2 separate regions of the Homo sapiens genome follow, and region 2 is linked to region 1. Evidence: read pairs that join two places in POLR2A ChIA-PET (ENCODE). Cell type or tissue: OCI-LY7. All regions are shown on one strand. Links, peaks and the distances in the headings refer to the core of each region. The heading gives the core; the rest is flanking DNA.

Region 1 (9,488 bases), core at 748-8,747:
AAACCTAAGTACAGAAGCACAGAGATAAAAGACATTATGCAGGCTTTTTGATGGCTAAAATCTACAAGAGCTTATTGTATCGAGTTACAATATGGGATGCATATTGTAAGAGTTAAAAACCATGTATCCAACTCTACCAAAACCTAAGTACAGAAGCACAGAGATAAAAGACATTATGCAGGCTTTTTGATGGCTGATTAATTTCAGACCATACAGGAAAAGAAATTCTCTTTGCAATTACTATTTTAATTACATTATAGAAAGCACAACCACTGAGCAAAGCAAAACAGCTTATAACATATATATGTATATATTTTCAGAGATAGGGTCTTGCTCTGTTGCCTAGGCTGGAGTGCAGTGGTGCGATCATAGCTCACTGCAGCCTTAAACCCCTGGGTTCAAGCGATCCTCCCGCCTCAGCCTCCCAAATAGCTACGGCTACAGGTGTGCACCATTACACCTGGCTAACTTTTACAACTTTTTCTAATGACAGGGGTCTCGATATGTTATAGGCTGTTCTCATATTCATGGCATCAAGCAATCCTCCTGGCTTGGCCTCTCCAAAGTGCTGGAATTACAGATGCGAGCCACTATGCCTGGCCAAAATAACTTTTAAAATCCAAGTCAGAGAAAGTTCTGAGAGGATAAAAAACAATCAAGGGAAAATCTACTCACATCTTGAGTGTTCTAGAGGATCTCTGGCACAACAAATTACACATTGTTCATTTTATAGTTAAAAACACTCTTCTGCCGGGCGTGGTGGCTCAAGTCTGTAATCCCAGCACTTTGGGAGGCCGAGGCGGGCAGATCACGAGGTCAGGAGATTGAGACCATCCTGGCTAACACGGTGAAGCCCCGTCTCTACTAAAAATACAAAAAATTAGCCAAGCGTGGTGGCGGGTGGCTGCAGTCCCAGCTACTCAGGAGGCTGAGGCAGGAGAATGGCGTGAACCTGGGAGGCAGAGCTTGCAGTGAGCCGAGATGGTGCCACTGCGCTCCAGCCTGGGTGAGAGAGCGAGACTCTGTCTCAAAAAACAAAAACAAAAACAAAAAAAACCAAAAACTTTTCTAAGCCGGGCACAGTGGCTTACACCTGTAACCCAGCACTTTGGAAGTCCGAGGCAGGAGGACTGCTTGAGCCCAGGAATTTGTGACCAGACTGGGCAACGTGGTGAGAACTCATCCTTACAAAAAATAAAATAAAAATAAAAATTTTCTGCTCTATTTTCAAACCTAGCTTACAGAGTCTAGAATTCCCTGTAATAAATCAATTCCTTAAGATTTTTATCCAAATGATCCTGGCTGTATCAGAGTGAAAGTGCAATGCAACACATCAACAAAGGAGAGTGTTCTGTCAGAGAAAGTCATCCCAATGATAACTCACAAATGTTAAAGTGTTCACCCTTTGGAAGGGATCAAAACCTATTTGGAACAAAAATCAGCCCACCTACCTCCATGACAGCAGAATATCTTCTCATCCACGATGGCTGCTATCGGTAAACAGTTAAAACAGTCTGTGAAAGTTTTCCATAGTTTAATGTTGTATCTTCTTTTACCTGTGATTAAAAAGAGAGTATTACATTAAAAAGAGAGTATTACTGTTCCGTAGGCTCATTCTCTCAGGATTAACTTCCCCCAAAGCAAGATTCTGGGTGCCTTTTAAGCAAATGAAACTATGTTTTTATTAAGAATCTTAATAAAACCATCTTATTTTAAGGCTCTTTTAAAATAAGAGCTGGGCGTGGTGGGTCAGACCTGTAATCCCAGCACTTCGGGAGGCTGAGGTAGGAGGATGGCTTGAGCCCAGGAGTTCAAGACCATCTTGGGCAACATAGTGAGACCCCATCTCTTTAAAGAAAGACTCTCCTAGAGGGAAGGGGTTTAGGAGAGACACATATCTGATCTAAAAGCAATGACTTACATTTTCACATGAAATCTTTTTAAATTCCACAGAAGCATGAAACCAGAATTCCAGATTTGATAATGATTAAGGACTGCCATCAAATCCCAGGAATTATCTGGGAGCATCAATTCTGTTTGAAATTGTCTGCTCTGTCCAATCTCACCGCAGCTAGTCCCCTACTTCTGAATTCAATTACGAACTTACACATGTGGCGTTATGACCTTCCTTCTGAGGAAACCTGAGAGTTAGCACCCATCCCCCATATATGCCCCTCAATAACCTACTGACACCAGAGGATCCCCAGCCCTCAGTACTCTAGCAGGAGGCACAATGATCACACGGCAGTGGCTGCCTCTCACAGGCACTACAGGGCATTTGTTTCCAACACTGCACAGACTCCACATGCTCCCACAGGCCTGATGTCACAGGATGGTCATGTTCCCTCAACAGCACAGGCATCCACACATTCTGGAGTCAGAGTGCAGTTCTGACAGAAATATGCCTCTATGCACTGTTTCTACAGGAAACTGATGTTCTGAGTTTAAAACCTAGTCACATACCTTGCAAGAACAAATTTCTCTGGATTGGTTGAGGATTGTCCAATTGTCCAGATGCCTTTGTTTCCTGTACTTACTATACTAAGCACAATCTTTAAAAACCAGGAGTTTGGCCAGGCGCGGTGGCTCACACCTGTAATCCCAGCACTTTGGGAGGCCGAGGCGGGCAGACCATCTGAGGTTGGGAGTTTGAGACCAGCCTGACCAACATGAAGAAATCCCGTCTCTACTAAAAATATAAAAATTAGCTGGGCGTGGTGGCGCATGCCTGTAATCCCAGCTACTTGGGAGGCTAAGGCAGAAGAGTCACTTGAACCTGGGAGGCGGAGGTTGCGGTGAGCCTTGATTGTGCCATTGCACTCCGGCTTGGGCAACAAGAGCGAAACTCCGTCTCAAAAAACAAAACAAAACAAACAAAACAAACCAAGAGTTTGTCCTTAGTCTCTTTTCCTGGGGAATACAGGGACATCTAAAGGTTTAAACCTATACCTCTCCTTTGAGAGTTAGAGCCAGCCCAAGCAACTGACCTGAACCACACCTCCCACCCTGTAATGCAAATCAAGCAGCTTAGGGAGTTTACCACAGGGCTTGAAATGAAATGTAAATTCAACAAATGTTTGCCTTCTCTCTGCAGAGGAGTGTTATCTTTTCTCCTAATAATTTCTGGTTTCTCAATGACTGGGTCTAACACTGACTATGGTTCACCCTGTTGCATATTTCTTTAGAGGTCCTTCACTAGGGGGTTCGGAAAGTTTAACAAACTTCTCCCGCCAGGCTGAGGAAGGAAAATTGCTTGAACCTGGGAGGCAGAGGTTGCAGTAAGCCAAGATCGCACCATTGCACTCCAGCATGGGCAACAAGAGTGAAACTCCGTCTCAAAAAAAAGCAAACTCCTTCTTACGAAAGGCTGAAGGGCAATCTCCAAAAACCACCAACTCCCATTTCCAACAGCAATACTACTACTACTACCACCACAGGATGAGTATCCTTAATCCAAGATGCTCCAAAATTTGGAACTTTTTGAGCACTCACATGATGCTCAAAGGAAATGCTCACTGGAGCATTCTGGATTTCAGATTTTTGGATTAGGGATGTTTAACCAGTAATTATAACACAAATATTCCAAAATTAAAAACAAAAACAAAAAACCTGCAACACTTCTAGTGCCAAGCATTCCCGGTAAGGAATACTTAACCTGTATTATAAAAACAGAGCTGCTGTCTTAGCTCCCCAGTGACAGTGACTTCCTCTTTCCCCAAGGTCAGCTTCACTTCTGGATACTTTTTTTGAGGTGGGGTCTCACTGCATCACCTAGGGGGAATGAAGCGACGCAATCTTGGCTCACTGCAACCATGGTCTCCCAGGTTCCAGTGATTTTCCTGCCTCAATCTCCTGAGTGTCCGCGACTACAGGTGTGCACCACCACAGCTAATTTTTGTATTTTTAATAGAGATGGGTTTTCCCCATGTTGGTCAGACCTCCTGACCTCTTGTGATCAGGTTGAACTCCTGACCTCAAGTGATCCACCCACCTTGGCCTCCCAAAGTGCTGGGATTACAGGCGTGAGCTACCACGCCCCGGCTTTGATTCTTTAGTTATGCCACATACTCCAGCTTCTCCTGCTGATTCCTGCTGGCTTCTCCATCAAAAATCAGTTTGTTTCCTCCTTTTCCCTCTCAGCACTTTAAGCGTGGGCCTGCCTCTTTCTATTCTCTCTTCATTTCCTCCCTAAGGCTACCTCAGACCACTAGGAACATCTGGCTCCTGAAAGGTTTAGCCAGGGTAATCGCCTAGCTTCCAAATCCTAAGATTCTGAGCCATAACCTGTAATGCGGTTTCGCATTACTGTACATCAGACAGCTACGGCAGCAGAAACAGATCAACAAACACTCATGTTTTACCCAACAACATATACCTCAGCCTTTCCATCACATTTACAAAGTTAAAAAAAAAAAAAAAAGAAATGGTAGTATAAAGTACTTATGTACCTGGAAAACAGGCAGTGGTTTTTAAATTGTCCCATGAAAATCAACATTTGAATACAACTTTTCATTTTAATAAAATTAGTTAAGTATTTTATATATATATTAAATGTCTGCAAGCCTTCAACCAAAAGCCACCTATGTCAAGGGCACTTTCATGCCCACAAGTAGACTGGATGGCAAATTATATCTGCCTGATGAGAGAGAGGAAGCTTGAGCATAAGATCTACAAATTGTGTTGATGACCAAACAGGAGTCGAAACTGATACCAACCAACACTGATCTTCTAAGTCATTTTTTAAAGGCCTCTGCATTAAGTAGAAACCGAAACTGATGCAGCCAGTATCATTACATTAGGATACACGTCACAAAAATGAGGTCAACTGGATTTGAATTCATCAGTGCAAACATGAAAAGTATTTGCTGGGCTAACAGCTATGTAAAAGGAATCCTTTAACTCAAGAGCAGGCCAGGCACGGTGGCTCACGCCTGTAATCCCAGCACTTTGGGAAGCAGAGGCGGGCGGATCATGAGGTCAGGAGATCGAGACCATCCTGGCTAACACAGTGAAACCCCGCCTCTACTAAAAATACAAAAAATTAGCCGGGCGTAGTGGCGGGCGCCTGTAGTCCCAGCTACTCGGGAGGCTGAGGCAGGAGAATGGCGTGAACCCAGGAGGCGGAGCTTGCAGTGAGGCGAGATCGCGCCCTGCACTCCAGCCTGGGCGACAGAGCGAGACTCCGTCTCAAAAAAAAAAAAAAAAACAAAAAACAAAAAACTCAAGAGTAACACTTGGAATAAGTATCCAAAACACAGTGTTGGCTGGGTGTGGTGGCTCATGACTGTAATCCCAGCACTTAGGGAGGCTGAGGTGAAAGGATTGCTTAAACCCAGAAATTACAGGTGGTAGTAAGCTATGATCCCACCTCTGCACTCCAGCCTAAGGCTCTGTCTCAAAAACAAACAAAAAAAACCCATCACACCTGCCTTGCATTTCACTACCTAAGGAGTAGTAACTGGCTTACTGGTACTTCTCTGACACAGAATCACTGTTAATATTGAATACCTTTCATGTACAAGTTCAATGCTATCAGTCAGTCCAGAACCCATAGAATTTTTGTCCCTGATGATTCCTGCCACCCCATCTTATCAGCTGGATCTCAAGGTCACAGACCAAGCAAACATCCAGTTGTGGGAAAGGGTGGTAGTAGAAGGGCTCAGTTTGTGAATATAATCTTTCTAGGATGCACTTCTAACAAATGTGCTAGCTCAACATATCTATGTGAATTGAGATGGAAAAACACTGCATCTGGAGACTCTAGGTTACGATGTGGTCTAGGGGAGGGCCACAGGGACAACCCTTTGCTGATATCCCTATAATCATATTAGCAAATGCCAAGTACCTGAAGTTCCTTAACCACCTCTTCACTCCAAACCTGAAACCCGTCCTGGCAGCAATGATGAGCACAAAAGGAAGGTGAAGGTAAAGATTCAAAACCTTTTCTGACTTGAAACCCTTTACTGAACTGATATTTTCAAAGCTTTTTTTTTTTTTTTTTTTTGAGACGGAGTCTCACTCTGCCACCCAGGCTGGACTACTGTGGTGTGATTTTGGCTCACTGCAACCTCCGACTCCTGGGTTCAAGTGATTCTCCTGCCTGAGCCTCCTGAGTAGCTGGGACTACAGGCATCTGCCACCACGCCTGGCTAATTTTTGTATTTTTAGTAGAGATGAGGTTTCCTCATGTTGGCCAGGACGGTCTTGATCTCTTGACCTTGTGATCCACCCGCTGTGGCCTCCCAAAGTGCTGGGATTACAGGCGTGAGCCACTGTGCCCAGCCTATTTTCAAAGCTTTAAGAACTGTGTTTTGTCAATAGTCAAATCGAAGTATACCTTTAATTAAACAATCCAAAATGGGTCACAAAATGTGTAAAATACTGTAAAAATAATCTTTGTTCAGCACATTTTAGTTTTAGGAAAGTTATTGCCATTCTTCCTGGGTGTGGATATGCCAGAAGGAGAAAAACTATAATAATTTCAAAAACTAATTATTTACGTATTGCAAGATTCCATTTGCATGCAATATTCTCTAGAAAAGACAAAAAGTAGATTAGTGGTTGCCTGGGGACTATGGTGATGGTCGCATAACTCTATAAATTTACTACAAATCGCTGAATTGTACACTTTTAACAGAATAATTTTATGGAATGAAATTACATAATAAAGTTGCTTAAAAAAACTATTTGGAATGGTTCTCAGATTTCTACTAAGAATTAAGTTATCTGTGAATACAACAATTTAAATCTTAAAGCAACCATTACCATGATCATTACTTCCTAATCTGATCATCACATCATAAAAGAATCCAAGACCTTATTTTATTACAGCGGCAGTGTTATTTTTCTACCCAAGAGAGAAAAAACTGGCTGGGCATCATGGCTCACGCCAGTAATCCCAGTACTTTGAGTGGCCTAGGCGGGCAGATTCCTTGAGCCAGGAGTTTCAGATCAGCTTGGGCAACAAGGTGAAACCCCATCTCTTCAAAAAAATACACAAATTAGCCAAGCGTGGTGATGCATGTCTGCAGTCCTAGCTACCTGGGAGGCTGAGGCAGGAGGATTGCTTGAGCCTGGGAGGCAGAGGTTGCAATGAGGTAAGATGGTGCTACTGCACTCCAGCCTGGGCAACAGAGTGAGACTCCGTTCCCCCACCCCCCTAAAAAAGCTAAGCTAAAAACAAGTTGATGAAATAGAAAACATGAGAGATGATACCACTGCATCTAAACTCTCACAATTCCTAACAGAAGTATGTGATAATTGTTTATGATAAATATCTTAATTTCAATAACTCTTCCTTAGATATAGAAAAGTACTTACATTCATCATAAAATCCATAAATTCTGTTGATGCTGGCACATTCATGGTTCCCTCTGAGAAGAAAAAAATTCTCAGGATATTTTATTTTGTAGGCCAGTAAGAGGCAGATCGTCTCCAATGACTGCTTTCCCCTGTCCACATAGTCCCCAAGAAACAGGTAGTTGCTTTCTGGTGGGAAACCACCGTACTCAAAAAGTCGCAGCAAATCATAGTATTGTCCATGGATGTCACCTGGAAGCAAGAATTTTGTTACACAGTGTTCCCATACTTAAAGCTCAATCCACTAACAAAGCTTTGGAAAGACATTCTTTAAATATTCATTGTACAATGGCATTGACCTCTAGTAATGAGAGTTTAACTGGGCAGCCAACACTAAGTAATTTCCAATCTTATATCATATTTAGTTCAACTGAGCTTAACAAAAATTTTAAGTATATGTGTATGTCCAGAACCTCACATAAAATTCAACTATTAAGAATTTATTCTGTGGAAAGGGTTATTATGTCCAAGCATGCATTCTTGCCAAGTAACATGGTATCCCTTTCAGGCTGACTGATCAATATCAGATCTCTGACAGCTCAGTCTCTGGGTACTGTGTCAGCAGAACTGCTGCACTTCTAGTGAGTCTTGGCCCCATCTGAACAAAAGCACATACACACATACACACCACCCCCACCCCCCACCCATCAATGCATTTAGCTTTCAATTTCTCCCTGCTAGATAATGCCAAAGAACATTTTACTTTTAAAAACATGAACACAAAGTTTTATCAATGCAAATATGCTATAAGAATATATTACTCAAACGAATAAAGTTTGGTTTTACATTGAGTTAAAACACAGATTATTTGCTTCTATTATGCAGAAAACAGAACCACAAAATCAGTATCAAGGAAGTTCTATTTTTAGCTATAACCAGTGTTGCTTTAAACTTAAACATATTCCTATACATCCATGTAGTTCAGACCTTTCCTCAGCTCTCCATTCTTAGTTTCATTTTTTTCTTTTGCAATGTTTATTCCTTCAGCAAAATATTTTTTTTAAAAATCTGAAGTACATCTAAGTAAACTAAGTCCATTAGAGGTATTTATTCTAAAGCTACTATTTAACTTACTTTTAAGTAGTTCCAAGCTATTCGCAAACAGGATAATCATTCTGCTAGCTAATACAAGGTCATCAACATATCCTTGACTCAGTTAATCAATCATGTAACAAAAGATAACCTGTGTGCCCCAAACTTACCACATATTTTGAGTGGTGCTTCAAGTTCTAGTAGGATAGGCTGACTGAGAAAGATTTCACGAGACTTTAAGCACAGTCCTCTGATTTCATTCTCCTGAAGCTGGACATTCTTACCAGGCTTGGACCCTCTCACTGCAAGAGAAAAATCGCAATTAGTCCAATGAAGCCAAAATACAAAATACAATACGAGATTTAGATAAAGGGGCAAAAACATGGTTTAACTAGCTTTCTGAGTGGCTTCATTTTCAGGACACTTATAATAAACATGGTTTTAATGTCTAATTAGAATCTTAAAATCTTAGACAAGACTTAATTGCATCTTCGATACCAAGTAAGACTTCTTTTATAGTATTCCAAAAAAGGAGCCATCCTGTCTGTGCGAATGCTGTTAGAAACAGGACTGCAGGCCAGATGCAATGGCTCACGCTTGTAATCCCAGCACTTTGGGAGGGTGAGGCGGGCAGATCATGATGAGGTCAAGAGATCCAGACCATCCTCGCCAACATGGCGTGCACCTGTAATCCCAGCTACTCAGGAGAATCGCCTGCACCCGGGAGGCGGAGGTTGCAGTGAGCCAAGATCGCGCCACTGCACTCCAGCCTGGCAACACAGCGAGACTCCGTCTCAAAAAAAAAAAAGAAAAGGAAAGAAAAGAAAAGAAAAGAAACAGGATTGGAAATACTCAGAACCCTCCCCCATCAGTGTTTTCCAGAGGACCATGGGTATCTCCTCCTGAGGATCTCTGATTTAATTTACCTATGAAAAAATGTTAGTGTTGTTTTCATTTCATTAAGAAAATGTTGGTTCATTGTACTTATTTTGCCATGCATTTTCTGGGCCTGCATTTGTGTTTATGCTCATGTCTATATAGGGCAAAGGATGTCAGTCATGTGCTATACTGTAAGAAAGCACGTTCCCTAATAATTT
Region 2 (11,692 bases), core at 2,124-10,123, 59 kb before region 1:
ACACTGCCCCCCCACACACACCCTACAAAGTTAAAAGATATACTACAGACTGGGATAAATATTTGCAATGTATGTGATAGACAAAGAGTAACCAGAATATATAAAGAAATCTTATAAATCAAAAAGAGAAAGAAAAACTCCATGGAAAACTGGGCAGTGGACGTTGACAGGCAGGTCATGTAAGAGAAAACTCAAATAGCCAAGATGCTTATCCCCAATAATACTCAGAAAAACGCAGAGTGAAGTAACAATAGCACATCTTTTCACTCCTCAGGTTGGCAAGTGTCTTAAAGTCTACATCAAATATCGGTGAGGGCGTGAAGCAATGGGGTCTCTTGAACACTGAAGACAGAAACAGGCACCAGCACCATCATTTTGGGGAGAAATTTGGCATGATCTTGTCAAGTTGAAGTGGTGTGTATCTTTCTGAATGATTTAGTGATTCTATCCCTACATAGGGTCCAAAGAGAAACTTGGGCACATGTGCTCAAATTGGTGACATGTTCAAAAATGTTCACTGCAAATATTCACCTAGTTGGGCAGGTGTGGCAGCTCACACCTGTAATCCCCACACTTTGGGAGGCTGAGGTGGGAGGATTGCTTGAGCCCAGGAGCTGAGACCAGCCTGCGCAATAAGGCAAGACCCTGTCTGCAGAAAAATAAAAAAAATTAGCCAGGCATGGTAGCACACCTGTAGTCCCAGCTACTTGGGAGGCTGGGGCAGGAGGAGTGCTTGAGCTTGGGAGGTCGAGGCTGCAGTAAGCCATGTTCTCCAGCCTGGGCAACAGAGTGAGACGCTGTCTCAAAAAAAAAAAAAAAAAAAAAAAAAAGAATAAAAAAGAAAAAAAATTTATCTACATGTGGGAGATAGAGGAATGAATATTCTCTGTTCATGTAATGGGACACTATACAGCAGTTAAAATGAATTAACTGCGTCTCAGTATGTCACTGGTGATGCCCATGTGTACCCACTCGGCAGCACTGAATACAGTAGAACAATCACTTCTTTCTTCAAATGCTTCCTTCATTGGCTTCTGGGATGCCACAGTCTCCTGGTTTTCCTCCTATCTCAGTGGTTGTTTCCTGTTAGTTTCTTTTGGCCAGTGGATATCTTAGAGGAAGACCTTACATTTAATTTTCTTTTCTTTTTTTTAAAAAGAGGATCTCACTTGTCACCCAGGCTAGATGCAGGGGTGCGATCATAGCTCACTACAGTCTTGAATTCCTGTGCTCAAGCAATTCTCCTGCCTCAACCTCCCGGGTAGTTTGGACTGTGGCACACTATAACGTGTCTGGCTAATTAAAACAATTATTTTTTTAGAGATGGGGTCTTGCTATGTTACCCAGGCTGGTCTTAAACTCCTAGGCTAAAACAACCTTCCAGCCTCAGCTTCCCGAGTAGCTGGGATTACAGGTACATGCCACTGTGCCTGGCTTACATTTAAGTATTAAGTACAACTGTATACCCAGCACCTAGAAAAATGCCTTGCACTTAACAGACACTCAAAAATACTGAAATGTTTGTTAAGCAACAATGAATCTAGCAATGTGGATAGCTCCTAAAAAATGTTGACTGTAAAAGAAAGATATGGAAGAATAAGAACAATGTCACACCACTTAAGTAAAAATGTTAAATATATGGAAAATATTATATATTGTTTTGGAATGTGTAAAAGCATGAGTGTAAACATACACAAGAATGAGATTTCTGCTTCTGGCCTTATTACACTCTAGAGTAACTAGTAACAGATTATCCCTCCTGCCATAACCAATTATAAAACTGGATAAAATATGTGAAATTTACTGTGATCCCTTAGAGAAGAAAAATGAATGAGGCAAACCCTACAATCACCCTGGCTTTGTGCCTGGAGGTACTTTCTGGACTGTGAAGGCAAAGACTATAGTTCAAAGCTATTGAGTCTCCCTCCCCTTGTGAATCTGCTTGGCAATGTACCAGAAATAGGAAAGGTATGCAGAGGAGGAGACCCCAAAATATGGACTTTGGCTGAGTCCTAAACATCGTGTGTGTGGAACAAGATTTCATGAGGCAGGGAAAAATATAACTTTCAGGAAAAAAACTCCTTGGGGTGCTGTGAGCTGAACAACTACCAGAAATTACATAGGACTGGGTTGGGAGATATGTGAGTTCCCAACAGCCAGAGTAGAGAGACCTCATTGAACACCCTAAGCATTCAACAGAAATCCCAGAAAAATCATGCCTTATGAGTAGACCTAATCTAGCTTTATAGGAAGGGCCACATTACACTCATCCCAACAAAGCTTAAAAATAAGCCTTGAAATGAACAAACTGATCCCCAAGTAAATTTACTGCCTGTTGGAACAAAACTCAATACTTTATTAGGAAGACAACAACATAAACTCAACATCATAGATGCATACTGTCTAGCATACAATTAAAATTACTAGACACATAAAGCTGAAAAATGTGGCCCACAACTAATAAAAAAATCAGCTAATAGAAGATTCAAAATGGTTGGGTGCAGTGGCTCATGCCTGTAATCCCAGCACTTTGGGAGGCCGAGGTGGGCAGATCACCTAAGGTCAGGAGTTTGAGACCAGCCTGACCAACATGGAGAAACCTCGTCTCTACTAAAAATACAAAATTAGCTGGGTGTGGTGGCACATTCTGTAATCCCAGCTACTTGGGAGGCTGAGGCAAGAGAATTGCTCGAACCTGGGAAGCAGAGGTTGTGGTGAGCCGAGATCATGCCATTGCACTCCAGCCTGGACAACAAGAGTGAAACTCCATCTCAAAAAAAAAAAAAAGACTAAAAATGTACAGAGATAATAGAACTGGCCAAGAAAGACTTGAAAACAGATATTACAAATATATTCAAGGATTTCAAGGAAAACATAAACTTAATGAGGGAGCAAATAAAAATCTTAATACAGAAATGGAATCTACAAAAAAGATCCAGCTGGCTAGGCATGGTGGCTCACTCATGTAATCCCATCACTTTGGGAGGTCGAGGTGGGCAGATCACCTGAGGTCAGGAGTTCAAGACCAGCCTGACCAATGTGGAGAAACCCCATCTCTACTAAAAATACAAAATTAACTGTGCATCGTGGCACATGCCTGTAATCCCAGCTACTCAGGAGGCTGAGGCAGGAGAATCACTTGAACCCGGGAGGTGGAGGTTGCGGTAAGCCGAGATTGCACCATTGCACTCCAGCCTGGGCAACAAGAGTGAATCTCCATCTCACAAAAAAAGAAGGAAAAAAAAAAAAAGATCCAGATGGATATTTTAGAACTGAAAAGTATATATACGAAATGAAAAATCACTGGATGGGCTTAACAGCTGATAACATATTACCAAAGAAAAGATCAATGAGGCTGGGCACAGTGGCTCATGCCTGTAATCCCAGCACTTTGGGAGGCTGAGGCGGGCGGATCACAAGGTCAGGAGATTGAGACCATCCTGGCTAACATGGTGAAACCCCATCTCTACTAAAAAAAAATACAAAAAAATTAGCCAGGCATAGTGGCCAGCGCCTGTAGTCCCAGCTACTCAGGAGGCTGAGGCAGGAGAATGGCGTGAACCCAGGAGATGGAGGTTGCAGTGAGCCGAGATCGTGCCACTGCACTCCAGCCTGGGCGACAGAGTGAGACTCCGCCTAAAAAGAAAAGAAAAGAAAAGAAAAGAAAAGATCAATGAACTTAAAGACAGGGCAATAAAAAACATCAACTGGAAACACAGGGAGAAAAAAAAGCTGAAAGGAAAAATAAACAGAGCCCCAGGGACCATATCTACTAGTTTAACATGTGTACTTGTAGTGCATGGCCCTCCAGGAACTGGCATCTCTCCTTCCCCACAGCCTCCTCGCCACACTCCAGCCACCCTTCTGTCCCTCTGATGCTCCACACTGAGCCATCACACAGGCTGTTCCCTCAACCTGGAATACTCTTCTCCCCAATCCGAGCTTCGCTTACTCTTGCTTATGCTTGAAATGTCAGCTAAAATGTCAGTTCCTCAAAGAGGCCCTCCCTCACCCCTAAAACCTAAATCAGTTCCCCTCCCATTTATAACCTCTCCTCCCACTTTTCCTTCGAGAGCCCTCATCCTAGTTTCTAACTAGAAACTGTTATGTGCAGCCACATATTTTTATCCCTCCTAGCATTTACCTCACATGAAGGCAGGGTCTGTGTCCCCTGAGTCTTGTATGACACCTGACCTTGAGCAGAAGCCCATCATGCACCTGTTGGCTGAGGGCACTGGTACCTCATCTCCCATGCTGGGCTCATCTCGGCCGGACCAAACATCTCTGGACTCCCAGGGCTGGCCAGGGCCAGCGCCAGGGTATACTGAAGCTCTCCAGGCAGCCACTGGCCATAATTCCTTTCTTTTTGAGACAAAGTCTTGTTCTTGCTCCCCATGCTGGAGTGCAGTGGCATGATCTCGGCTCACTGCAACCTCCACCTCCTGGGTTCAAGTGATTCTCCTGCCTCAGCCTCCCGAGTAGCTTGGATTACAGGCGCTGCCAACACACCTGGCTAAGTTTTGTAATTTTAGTAGAGACAGGGTTTCACCATGTTGGCCAAGCTGGTCTCGAACTCCTGACCTCAGGTGATCCGCCCGCCTCTGCCTCCCAAAGTGCTGGGATTACACGCGTGAGCCACCGTGCCTGGCCATAATTCCCTTTTTTGAGATAGGGTCTCGCTCTGTCACCCAGGCTGGACTGTAGTGTGCGATCACGGTTCACTGCAGCCTTGACCTCCCGGGATCAAGCGATCCTCCCACAAAAGCCTCCTGAGTAGCTGGAACTATAGGCACATACCATCACGCTCAGCTAATTTTTTGTATTTTTTTGTAGAGGCAGGGTTTTGCTATGTTGCCCAGGCTGGTCTCAAACTCCTGGGCTCAAGTGATCCACCCGCCTCGGCCTCCCAAAGTTCTGGGATTACAGGCATGAGCCCATGCCTGACCCCATACTTTCCTTTGGAAACACCTTACCTGGCAGACAAGAGCAGCCTGTCCTATTTCTCAGTAGTGTGGGAACCTCAAGGTACTTTGCAAAAACCGCATTTATATTTTACAGAAGAGGAAATTTTTCTTTCTGAAACCTTGCAACTGGTGAAGAAGCAACTTTTAGTAATTTGGGATGAAAATATCTAGGGCACTCAGCAGAGCAGAAAACATTTCTGGTTTTCAGTCAAAAGTCTGTCATGCCAGAAGCAGAAAAGCTCCAGAAAAGGGCAAAGATAGGGTTGATCAAGAGAATGTGGTGGGCCTCAGCAGCTTCACCATGCACTCCAGACTCCTAGCATTCATGGACAGACTGATCCTGCCACCACGCCCGGCTAATTTTTGTAATTTTAGTAGTGTGGCGTACAGAGCACCTGCCTCGGTGCCTGGCTCAGAGCAGCCCCCAGCTCTGGAAGTGCCAGCTATGATCATCCCTTAACAACAAAAACTCACCTGGGCATGGTGACTCACATCTGCAATCCCAGCACTTTGGGAGGCCAAGATGGGCAGATCACTTCAGGTCAAGAGTTTGAGACCAGCCTGACCAACATGGCGAAACCCCATCTCTATTAAAAACAAACAAAAAAATAGCCAGGCGTGGTGGTGGGCACTTGTAATCCCAGCTACTTGGGAGGCTGAGGCATGAAAATTGCTTGAACCTAGGAGGCAGAGGTTGCAGTGAGCCAAGATCATGCCACTGCACTCCAGCCTGGGTGACAGAGTGAGACTGTCTCAAGAAAACAAAACAAAAAACCCCAAAACTCTTCTCCTCCAGCTTCATCACCATCCTTGGATATTTCATTTCTCTGCCCACTGCCTGCCTCTGCATCCCTCAGGCTGTTAAGTTACATGAGCTGATACAGCCGCTTTGTGGCTTAAGTGACACTGAGCTGTGTTTCTGTCACTTATAACCCCAAAAGTCTACAGGTGGAGTTGCTGATGCGGGACACCCCCACAGCTCCATCTCCCATGCAAGAATCCTTGCTGTCCCCACTGTACCCTGATGCTCCTCTGCGGTCACCTTTCCATATCAAAACCTGTGACCGTGGCTCCAACCTGCCTGACGGTCCCACACTCTTTGACGCTGTTGAATCTGCTGTGCTTGGCAATCTCGCCCCCTGCTTCTCCTGCTATCTCTGGCCACCCTCCTCAGCTTCCTGTACCATGTCCCTGCCCCATACCAGGAGTCCTGGAGACCTCAGCCTTGACCCTGTCCTTGGGCCGGTGACTCTCTCTTTGGGGGCCTTAGCACAGCTGTGTTCTCGGTGCCGTTCACGTTCAAATCAAAGACTCCAGTCTGATGTTCAAGATCCTGCTGGGTCATTGGTTTGCTGTGACCCAACTGACCTGATTTCTTACCTTTCTCTCCCAGTCCACTCCTCCTTCCACATCCCCTAGGGCACGCTGTCACTTACCTGGCTGCCCAGGCCAAGAACAGAAAATCGTCCTTGGCTCCTCCTTCTCCCTCACACCCCATCGGTTTCACTTCCTGAACCTGGCTGGCACTCCATCGTCCCCTCTCCCTCACCAGAACCTGCCCTGACCCTCCCTCCACCTGCCTGCAGCCAGGGTCCTCCTTCTCCAATGCCAACCTGACTGTGTCCCTGCTGTGCAGCGACCTCCATGCCCACAACTGCCTTCAGGATCGAGTCCCAGCTCTCTTGGCTTCCCCAGGCCCTGGTCTCCCTGCCAGCCTTATTCCTTCCTAGCACCCTGCCTCTGCCAGCCTCCAGCCACATGGAACTTGCAGTTCTAGAGCGGACCACGCTCTCTTGCTTCCAGGACTCCGCATGGCCTGTCCCCATCCCATCTATCTTCCAGGTCTTACACCTAGATTTTACCTTCCCTGGGAGGCCTTCTTTAATTCTCCCTCACCCCAGTTGGGGTGTACGTCACACTGTCTTAACAACCACTGAGACACTGTCCCCACCACATTGGGCTGTGAACGCTGGGAGGGCAGAGACTCTTCCTCAGTCACAGGGAGAGGCTCAAGAAGTGGTTAAGAGGCCGGGCGCGGTGGCTCAAGCCTGTAATCCTAGCACTTTGGGAGGCCGAGACGGGCAGATCACCTGATGTCAGGAGCTCGAGACCAGCCTGACCAACAGGGTGAAACCCCATCTCTACTAAAAATACAAAAATTAGCCAGGCATGGTGGCACATGCCTGTAATCCCAGCTACCTGGGAGGCTGAGGCTGCAGTGAGCCAAGATTGCGCCCCTGCACTCCAGCCTGGGTGACAGAGCGAGACTCCATCTCAAAAAAAAGAAAAAAGAAATGGTTAATAAATGAATGGATTAACAAAATCTTAGGCACTACTCCTTCAAGGTAAACATATTGCTGACCTCTTTTACAGGTATTAGACCAGAAAAACTACCATCTGGGAGAGAAGGGGAAAGTGAAAAAGACAGACCTAGAAGCGAAGGAGAGAAAAGCATTTTGTGGATGCCTATTTTTACAGGCTCAGAAGCCGCCATCTGTGGGAGGGGGAAAGTCCCTAGTTCATTGTTATCTGACAATCGGAGAAAAAGGTACTTTTTAAGAAAGTCAGCCAACTCCCAACTCCCATGGCCTGATGTCCCTTCAGTTTGCATTTCCCTGTTCCCTCCCAGAGCTATTTTGGGGGACTTGATTTGCATATTAACCACCCTCACCCCAAAACTCTAAGACACAATGGCAGCAACGTGTATTACTATGGTTGCTTATTTTATCACACCTCATATCATCTCAGCATGCTGCTAACTTCCTTCCATGCACTATTTCATTTCAATTCCTAACAACCCTGAGGTTGAGGCCATCCTTTAGGGTCCTGGTGAGGGGGGGCCTTGTCCAAGGTCACACACTGTGGGGAACTGGAAAAGCAGGATCTGCCCCTGGGCTCCATGACTTGGAGACTATGTTCTAGAAAACACAGCTGACAGAAAGCCAGGCAGCCAGTGACCGGAGAGCCACCTGCTCAGAGGGTGGAGTAGGTGGAATTGTGCACACCCCCCTAACAATTCCTGTCCCCCTGGACCCTTAGAATGTGACCTTATTTGGAATGTAGGTCTTTGCAGATGTAACTAAAGATGATAAGATGAAATCATACTGGATTTAGGGTGGGCCCTAAATCTGGTGATTGGTGTCCTTACAAAAAGAGAAAAGGGGCCAGGCGCGGTAGCTCACGCCTGTAATCCCAGCACTTTGGGAGGCTGAGGTGGGTGGATCACTTGAGGTCAAGAGTTCAAGACTAGCATGGCCAACATGGCAAAACCCCGTCTCTACTAAAAATATAAAAATTGACCAGGTGCAGTGGCTCATGCCTGTAATCCCAGCACTTTGAGAGGCCAGGGTGGACAGATCGCCTGAGGTCAGGAGTTCAAGACCAGCCTGCCCAACACATTGAAAACCTGTCTCTACTAAAAATACAAAAATTAGCCGGGCGTGGTGGTGGGTGCCTGTAATCCTAGCTACTCCGGAGGCTGAAGCAGGAGAATCGCTTGAACTCGAGAGGCTGCAGTGAGCCGAGATCATGCCATTGCACTCCAGCCTGGGAGACTGAATGAGACTCGGTCTCAAAAACAAAAAAAGAGAAAAGGACACACAGAGGGTAAGGTCACGTGAAGGTCACAGAGGTCAGAATGATACGTCCACAAGCCAAAGACTGCAGACAACACCAGAGGCTGGGATGGAAGAGGCCTGGGACACATCTCCCCATCCCAAAGCGTCCAGGAGCCAGTCCTGCCAACACCTTGATTTTGGGCTTCTGGTTTCTGGAACTGGTGAGAATGAGTTCCTGTTGTTGAAGCCCCCCAGTTTGTAGTAGTTTGTCACAGCAGCCACAGGCAACCAGGACAGAGGGTGTGTGCCTGAGTTAGCCAGGATGGTCTGTAGGCCAGGTACTGTCTTTCCCTTTATCTTTCCGGGCCACACATTTGTCCTGGACTCCAAGGAGAAAGCCGACTTCTTCAGGGCCCAAAACCACTTGGAGAAAGCCCGATTCTGCAGCCAACAACAGCGACAGCGGCTCCTTTTGCTCAGAGCCCACCGGTCACATCACCTGCTGTCGCTTGATACTTTTAATGCTCCTAAGAAGTAGGCAGGAAGGGTAGGTGAAGTCTCTCCATTTTGCACAAGGGCAAACTGAGGCCTGGGGAGGCGAGACCACTTGCCTGAAGTCACACCGTGCCGCACATTTTGGCAGGGTGACAGAGGCAGAGGGAAGTGGGCACTCCTGTATGCCAGCTGTTGGGCATGTAAATGGGTGTATTCTTCCTAGGAGGGTAACAGGGCAGTTCCTTTCATCTTTTGAAAAAATATTTGAGTCTCTCTGATGTGCCAGGCTTGGGGACAAAGGAGGGGATTGGCCCTAAACCAATTTATATCAAAATTTTATTTCCTTTTTATTGAGATGGGATCTCATTTTGTTGTTCAGGCTGGAGTGCAGCCGCAAACTCCTGGGCTCAAGCAATCCTCCCGCCTCAGCCTCCCAAGTAGCTAGGACTACAGGTGTGTGCCACCATGGCTACCTTGGTTTCTATCAACATTTAAAATGTCCTTATTGCTTGACTTTACAAGAGACTCCCACGTGCACACAGGTGCTTGCTCCAGTCCTGCTTCAAGAGCCCTAAACCGGAAACCACCTCAAAGTCTGTTGCCCAGGACACCATGGAAGACCCACACCACAGAGCACCACACCACTGTGTGGCAGGCCTGTAGACCTCACACACCCACAGGGAAAGGGGTCCTCAATCTACGATTATGGGAAAACTGACAAAATCAACCCCAACTCCCAGGAGGAGAGAGGGACTGGGTTGGTGAGTGAAACTTTGCATTTTTTTTTCTAATAGGTTTGGCTGATACCAAACCTATTAGATATGATTTGGTTTGGCTGTGTCCCCACCCAAATCTCAACTTGAATTACCTCCCAGAATTCTCATGTGTTGCTGGAGGCACCCGGGGGAGGTAACTGAAACATGGGGGCCAATCTTTCCCATGTGATTCTCATGATAGTGAACAAGTCTCACAAGATCTGATGGGTTTATCAGGGGTTTCTGCTTTTGCTTCTAATTTTCTCTTGCTGCCGCCACATAAGAAGTGCCTTTCGCCTCCTGCCATAATTCTGAGGCCTCCCCAGCCATGTGGAATTGTAAGTCCAATTAAACCTCTTTTTCTTCCCAGTCTCAGGTGCGTCTTTATCAGCAGTGTGAAAACTAATACAGTAAATTGGTACCAGTAGAGTGGGACATTGCTGAAAAGATACCTGAAAATGTGGAACCAACTTTGGAACTGGGTATCAGGCAGAGTCTGGAATAGTTTGGAGGGCTCAGAAGAAGACAGGGAAGTGTGGGAAAGCGTGGAACTTCCTAGAACTTGTTGAATGACTTTGCCCAGAATGCTGATAGTGATCTGGACAATAAGGTCCAGGCTGAGGTGGTCTCAGATGGAGATGAGGAACTTTTTGGCAACTGGAGTAAAGGTGACTTTTGGCATGTTTTAGCAAAGAGCTGGCAGCATTTTGCCCCTGCCATAGAGATTTGTGGAGCTTTGAACTTGAGAAAGATGATTTAGGGTATCTGGCAGAAGAAATTTCTAAGCAGCAAAGCATTCAATGCCTGCTGTTAAAGGCATTCAGTTGTATAAGGGAAGTAAGGCATAAAAGTTTGGAAAATTTGCAGCCTGATGATGTGATAGAAAAGAAAAACCCATTTTCTGGGGAGAAATTCAAGCCAGCTACAGAAATTTCCATAAATAGCAAGGAGCCTAATGTTAATCCCCAAGACCTTGGGAAAATGTCTCCAGGCCATGTCAGAGACCTTCACAGCAGCCCCTCCCATCACAGACCCAGAGGCCCAGGAGGAAAAAGTGGTTTCATGGGCCTAGGGACTTGGTGCCCTGTGTCCAGCTGCTCCAGCTGTGGCTGAAAGGGGCCAACATACAGCTCAGGCTGTGGCTTCAGAGGGTGGAAGCCCCAAGCTTTGGCAGCTTCCACGTGGTGTTGAGCCTGCAGGTGCACAGAAGTCAAGAATTGAGGTTTGGGAACCTCTGCCTAGATTTCAGATGTTTGGAAATGCCTGAATGCCCAGCCAAAAGTTTGCTTCAGGGGTGGGGCCCTCATGGAGAACCTCTGCTAGGGCAGTGCAGAAGGGAAATGTGGGGTGGGAGCACCCACACTGAGTCCCTTCTGGGGTATCACCTAGTAGAGCTGTGAGAAGAGGGCCACAGTCCTCCAGACCCCAGAATGGTAGATCCACCAATAGCTTGCACCATATACCTGGAAAAGCCACAGACACTTAATGTCAGCTCATGAAAGCAGCCAGGAGGTGGGTTATACCCTGCAAAGCCACAGGGGCGGGGCTGCCCAAGACTATGGGAACCTACCTCTTGCATCAGCCTGACCTGGATGTGAGACATGGAGTCAAAGGAGATCATTTTGAAGCCTTAGAATTTGACTGCCCCACTGGATTTCAGACTTGCAGGGACCCTGTAACTATTTTGTTTTGGTTAATTTCTCCCATTAGGAACAGCTGTATTTACCCAATACCTGTAACCCCCCTGCATGTAGGGAAGTAACTAGCTTGTTTTGATTTTTACAGGCTCATAGGCAAAAGGGACTTGGTTTGTCTCAGATGAGACTTTGGACTGTGGACTTTTGGGCTAATGATGAAGTAAGACTTTGGGGGACTGTTGGGAAGGCATGATTGGTTTTAAAATGTGAGGATATGAGATTTG

What was found. ChIA-PET counts read pairs that join two places held together with the same protein. Peaks named below come from ENCODE experiments on the same cell type or tissue, not always from the same donor. Only the 100,000 strongest peaks of a DNase experiment are listed, where the experiment ranks them.
Region 2: POLR2A ChIA-PET joins it to region 1 with 27 read pairs; 6 of 35 experiments call an interaction of 5 or more read pairs at or near these places.

The regions. Positions count from the first base shown.
Region 1 is chr12:110,723,209-110,732,696 of GRCh38, forward strand. PPP1CC (protein phosphatase 1 catalytic subunit gamma) reads right to left here. Exons shown (of 7, transcript NM_002710.4): 2 at 8,562-8,693; 3 at 7,321-7,551; 4 at 1,452-1,556. Among named protein-coding and RNA genes, the nearest start is that of PPP1CC, 15 kb to the right of the region's middle. In OCI-LY7, for the core only: no CTCF peak of the experiment used is centred there; a DNase peak (open chromatin) is centred at 4,736.
Region 2 is chr12:110,662,784-110,674,475 of GRCh38, forward strand. The region is part of intron 3 of HVCN1 (hydrogen voltage gated channel 1); the gene reads right to left. LOC124903017 (a long non-coding RNA gene) reads left to right here. Exons shown (of 2, transcript XR_007063460.1): 1 at 1-414; 2 at 7,338-10,140. Among named protein-coding and RNA genes, the nearest start is that of HVCN1, 20 kb to the right of the region's middle. RefSeq lists enhancers at 6,239-6,338, 7,389-7,528, 9,503-9,652. In OCI-LY7, for the core only: no CTCF peak of the experiment used is centred there; DNase peaks (open chromatin) are centred at 5,858, 6,468, 7,518, 9,578 and 1 weaker place; H3K4me3 peaks cover 2,196 bases; H3K27ac peaks cover 2,755 bases.